Regions from separate parts of the Homo sapiens genome. Here region 2 is linked to region 1. A link is an interaction called in ENCODE POLR2A ChIA-PET data of the cell type or tissue named here. Cell type or tissue: HCT116. All regions are shown on one strand. Links, peaks and the distances in the headings refer to the core of each region. The heading gives the core; the rest is flanking DNA.

The links. ChIA-PET counts read pairs that join two places held together with the same protein. Peaks named below come from ENCODE experiments on the same cell type or tissue, not always from the same donor. Only the 100,000 strongest peaks of a DNase experiment are listed, where the experiment ranks them.
Region 2: POLR2A ChIA-PET joins it to region 1 with 7 read pairs; 6 of 35 experiments call an interaction of 5 or more read pairs at or near these places.

The regions. Positions count from the first base shown.
Region 1 is chr15:44,295,691-44,298,606 of GRCh38, reverse strand. The region is part of intron 1 of GOLM2 (golgi membrane protein 2); the gene reads right to left. Among named protein-coding and RNA genes, the nearest start is that of GOLM2, 8.4 kb to the right of the region's middle. RefSeq lists a silencer at 2,262-2,556. In HCT116, for the core only: no CTCF peak of the experiment used is centred there; DNase peaks (open chromatin) are centred at 1,296 and 1,786; H3K4me3 peaks cover 1,149 bases; H3K27ac peaks cover 1,875 bases.
Region 2 is chr15:44,207,888-44,210,803 of GRCh38, reverse strand. No RefSeq gene overlaps it. Among named protein-coding and RNA genes, the nearest start is that of FRMD5, 14 kb to the right of the region's middle. In HCT116, for the core only: no CTCF peak of the experiment used is centred there; no DNase peak of the experiment used is centred there; H3K4me3 peaks cover 171 bases.

The DNA.
Region 1 (2,916 bases), core at 191-2,690:
ATGTAAATGGTGTATAAAGAAGGAAAAGCATGGCTGGGAGCAGTGGCTCACACCTGTAATCCCAGCACTTTGGGAGGCCCAGGTGGGTGGATCACCTGAGGTTAGGAGTTCGAGACCAGCCTGGCCAATGTGGTAAAACCCCATCTTTACTAAAAATACAAAAAAAAAAAAAAAAATTAGCCGGCCATGGTGGTGGGTGCCTATAATCCCAGCTACTTGGGAGGCTGAGGCTAGAGAATCACTTGAACCTGGGAGGCGGAGGTTGCAGTAAGCTGAGATCGCGCCATTGCACTCCAACCTGGGCGACAAGAGCAAAACTCCATCTCAAAAAAAAAAAAAAAGAAAAAGAAAAGAAGGAAAAGCATATTCCAGGTCAGAAGTCCCAGGGGGCTTCATAGTGGACATGGATCAGAAGCTGGATAAAAGATTGGTAGAATAGGCCAGGTGTGGTGGCTCATGCCTGTAATCCCAGCACTTTGGGAGGTCAAGGTGGACGGTTCACAAGGTCAGGAGTTCGAGACCAGCTTGGCCAACATGGTGAAACCCCATCTCTATTAAAAATACAAAAAAATTTAGCCAGGCCTGGTGGTGCGTGCCTGTAATCCCAGCTACTCAGGAGGCTGAGGCAGGAGAGTCGCTTAAACCCGGGAGGCGGAGGTTGCAATGAGCCAAGATTGCGTCACTGTACTGCAGCCTGGGCAACAGAGCAAGACTCCATCTCAAAAAAAAAAAAAAAAAAGGCCAGGTGCGGTGGCTCACACCTGTAATCCCAACACTTTGGGAGGCCAAGGCGGGTGGATCATGAGGTCAGGAGATCAAGATGGAGACCATCCTGACTAACATGGTGAAACCCCTTCTCTACTCAAAATACAAAAAATTTAGCTGGGCCTGGTGGCGGGTGCCTGTAGTCCTAGCTACTCAGGAGGCTGAGGCAGGAGAATGGTGTGAACCCGGGAGGCGGAGCTTGCAGTGAGCCAAGATCACACCACTGCACTCCAGCCTGGGCGACAGAGCAAGACTCTGCCTCAATTAAAAAAAAAAAAACAAAAAAAAATTGGTATAATAAATATACAGAAAAGAGGCAAGAAACTAAGAGTCAAACAGCAGGAACAAAGGCACAGAAACAGGAATTAACATGACACAGAAAGGCAGGTGGGAAGGCAAAAGTAAGCAAAACAATCAGCCTGAAATACAATTTGGGTCAGGAGATAGTGGGAGACAAAGGTAGCTAGAGCCATTCTATGGAAGACCTTAAAGATGAGACAGCAGAATTCTAACCTGATGTAGTCAGTGAGTCATACAGCCACTCTGAAAATAAGGTTTGAGGAAGTTCAGGCTGGCTTCACAGGAGAACTGACAAAAAGAAATGGAGACCAAGGAAAGGGGACTAGTTAGGGATCTGCCAAGTTCTCTATTCTGCAGTCAGAATGACGTTTTTTTTAATTCGATCAAGTAACTCCTCTGCATGTTGAAGCACTCAATATGATACACTGAAGGAATCAAAGACAACACCAAATTTCTAACCTCAGTCTTAAATAACAGTTGCATGGGCATCATTTATAGGAACCAAGAAGGTAGGAAAGGGATATCGTTTGGAAGAGTTATCAGTTTTGATTGGTTTATGAATAATTTGAGGTAGAAATTACAGTTAAAAGTTGGCCAGATTATGGCTGGTGAGGCAGAGGCAAAGGCAGGAATTATCATGTGCAGCATATTAGAACTGTAGAAGGTTGATACTCAAATTACAGAAGAACAGGCAAGCTCTAGGGAGTCAGCTAAGACACCTATGGGAGGAGCCAACTAAGCCTAACTGGAAATGAACCAGGAAACTGAAAACAAGCAAATAACAAAAACAGTCAGACATTCAGGAGCAAAGGGTGAGGCAGGTAGGCTAGGGCTGGGACCAGATCTTGGGCAGGAACACAGACAGAGTCCCATCCTGGAAAAAAGGCAGAAAAGAAATAAGGAAGTAGCTGTAGAATAACAATGTAGTAGGCACTGTTTTAAGAATTTTAATCAATTTACTCAAACCTCTCAAGAATAAGAGAGACTACTATTATATTCCAAAATTTTCCCCCAAAAAGCATTTTTTTGTAATACGCTTCTCATCCTCCTTTCTGACATATGACCTTTTCCCCATTCAACTAAAGGCATAGGCTGCCTCAAGGAAAATTATGGTTGTTAAAGGGAAAAAAGGTCATTTACTATTCAGCTTCAAACCTCAAAACTGATGTGTGTGTATGTGTGTGTATGTGTGTAATAAAACGACAATTTTGAGGACTTTTTCTACATTCTAACAGCTCCTTTTATTTATCAAGAGCTTGACGTGCCACAGCTGGACCACATAGCTTTAGTATGAGCTACAGTTTGCAAGAATCCAAGTTTAGGAGCCAAGCACAGTGGTGCACACCTGTAGTTTCAGCTACTCAGAAGGCTTAAACAGGAGGACCTTCACTTGAGACCAGGAGTTCCTGGCTGTGGTGTGCTATGATCACACCTATGAATAGCTACTGCATTCTAGCCTGGGCAATGTAGTAAGACCCCATCTCTTTAAAAGACAAAGAGAGAGAGAATAATAATCAAAGTTAAGAGACATGCCCTGTACTGAGGAAAGAGAAATAAGGACTTTTCTGATAAAAGAGGAAATAAAAGGGTGTCTGTGTGTGTGTGTGTGTGTGTGTGTGTGTGTATGTGTGGTGGATCTCCCTTGTTCTAAGATGAACTGTGTTTCCCCCAAATTCACATGTTGAAGTCCCAGCCTCCAGGATCTCAGAATGTAACTGTATTTGGAGACAAGGTCTTTAAAGTGCTTAAGTTACAGTGGGTCTAATCCAATATGACTCGTATCCTTTTAAGAAGAGGAAAAGACACCAAGGATGTGTGCATACAGAGGGACTATCATGTCACAATAAAGCA
Region 2 (2,916 bases), core at 250-2,749, 88 kb after region 1:
CTGGTCAATATCGTGAAACCCCGTCCCTCCTAAAAATACAAAAATTAGCTGGGCATGGTAGCGCACGCCTGTAGTTCCAGCTACTCAGGAGGCTGAGGCAGGAGAATCACTTGAACCCAGGAGGTGGAGGTTGCAGTGAGCCGAGATCGTGCCACCGCACTCCAGCCTGGTGACAGAGCAAGACTCTGTCTCAAAAAAAAAAAAAAAAAAAGAATGCCTCAGCCATGGCTATATCTCTGAGTGATGGGTAGAAAAAACAACAAAAGCAACAACAAAAATAACTATATTCTGGCTGGGTGTGGTGGCTCATGCTTGTAATCCCAGCACTTTGGGAGGCCGAGGCGGGTGGATTGCTTGAGCCCAGGAGTTTGAGACCAGCGTGAACAACATGGTGAAACCCCATCTCTACTAAAAATATAAAAATTAGCTGGGCGTGATGGCATGTGCTTGCAATCCCAGCTACTCAGGAGGCTGAAGCAGGAGAATTGCTTGAACCCGGGAGGCGGAGTTTGCAGTGAGCCGAGGTCGCATCACTGCACTCCAGCCTGGGTGACAGAGCAAGACTCAGTCTCAAAACAAACAAACAAGAAAACAAAAAGAAACTTGTTCCCTAGAATTCAAGGAAGAGCCAGGCGTATTTAGAATAACATAAAAACTTAATTCGAAAACTCACATTTTGTGATTACCAGATTAGGGAAATGGAATGGTGTTTGGAAGGAGAATTGCACTAGTTATAGAGGAAAATGACCTTCTGTGAGAGTTGGATGCCCTGTGGTTGCTCTTAGATTAATTTGCCTCCTTACTTGTCACTGATCACACCTACTTCTTGTTGCAGAAAAACTGTTCCTTTCCATAGCTATAGTCTTAACCTGTTGTCTAAATAATGTAGCTAAATCAGCTGAGCACATGGGAATCAGAGACTAAAAGAAGCACATTAGGCATTCAATAAATATTTGCTGAATGAATGAAATGCTCAGTAAGCATTAAAAGATGATGATAATGACAATGGTTAGGATGAAGAAGAAAAGGAAAGGGGACAGAGGAAGGCATGAATAGCTGTAACTCTAAGGCAATTGGCTCACCAATTACACTGCTGAAGCGATAACATAACAATCACAGTTTTCAGGTACTCGGATGCTGGTTCTCCAGTTTGTGTATCATCTCAGATTTTTGGTTTAGATTTTCCCTTAAACTGACTCCCTTTTAGTCCTCCATTTAATGTCTATTAATCCACAGAGAAAATGAAGGAACAAGAGATTAATAGTAGCTAAAACTTTCCAATGTTTTCTTTGTGCAAAGGCTTATCTCATTTTACTCTCACAGTCTCTCATAGAGAGGGACTATTATTATACCTGTTTTACAAATAAGGAAACTGAGCCTTCGCAGCATTCTCAAGGTCACACAGCTGGTACACAGCAGAGCGTAAACTGGGATTATTGGAACCTAGAGCCCATACTCTTATCCATGTTCTCTTGCTTCCATGCTACCGAGTCTTCTAACTTGTTCCTCGTGTTTTAGAGTTAAGTCCTTTCAAACTCTCTCTTCTTTTCCTTTTTCTTTTCTTCTTCTTTTTTTTCCTGGTGTATAAATGTGTGTTGTATTGATTTATCATATTGTTTCTTTTGCATCTTTCAAATTCTTAAGCCTCAAGGTGCCTCTGTGCTGGAATGTTTGTTTTAATCAAAACTAGGCATGTACATAGTTTAGGAGTCAAATAGCTCTACAAGGCCTATTACAAAAAAAGAAAAAATCAGGGCTGGGCATGGTGGCTCATGCCTATAATCCCAGTTACTTGGGAGGCTGAGGTGGGAAGATCACTTGATTCTGGGAAGTAGAGGTTCCAATGAGCTGGGATTGGGTCACTGCACTCCAGCCTGGGCAACAGAGTGAAACCCTGCCTTAAAACAAAACAAAACAAGACAAAACAAAAAAAATCAATTCCCTAGGCCTCAATTTCTGCCTCCTCTACCGCCCCCCTCCGCCCCCATAATAACTTTTAGCTATTTTAGCTATTTCTTTTGCATTTGTCTCAATTCTTCTAAATAATATGCTTTTACTGTTATTTCTCTTTTTTGTTTTTTTGGTTTTTTTTGAGACAGGGTCTCACTCTGTAGCCCAGGCTGGAGTGTAGTGGCATGATCATGGCTCACTGCTGCCTCGACCTCCCAGGCTTAGGTGATTCTCCTACCTCAACCTCCCAGGTACCTGGGACTGCAGGTACACACCACCACATCTGGCTAATTTTTTTATTTTTATTTTTAATAGAGACAAGGTCTTCCTATGTTGCCCAGGCTGGTCTTGAACTCCTGAGCTCAAGCAATCCTCCTTCCTGCCTTGGCCTCCCAAAGTGCTGGGATTACAGACATGAGTCATTGTGCCTAGCATATACTGCTATTTCTTGATTTTTTAAAATGTAGGTGTTATCTATGAAAGATATATTATTTCTTTCAACTACTCCAACCCCCAGCATACCCCAATCACACATACTTTTCTATCCATTATCCCAATATAGTTATGTCAGTTAAATTAGTAATAAGTATATTATTATGATTATATAAATTCTTATACACGTGCTATGATTACTTTTCCTTTCTTATACAACTTTTTGTTTTTCCTAAAGTTAATACAAGCTTCGTTTTTATTTTTCTCTTACTTTGTTTTAATATAATTATCACTAAGTTATAACCAAATTCTCCCCTAGAAGTGTATTTTTTCTCATTACTACATAGTCGGGCATATTAGGTAGTCTATCAATTTCGTCTTCTTGGAAACACCTGGGAGCCATCTGATTGTCTCCCTTCTGACCTTGATTATTTTCTAGACTAGCTTCACAGCTGTTATTCTGGGATCAAACCTCACAATTATTCTGAGAATTTACATTACCTCTTTCTGTGTTAGATCCTGTTTCCAGGATGC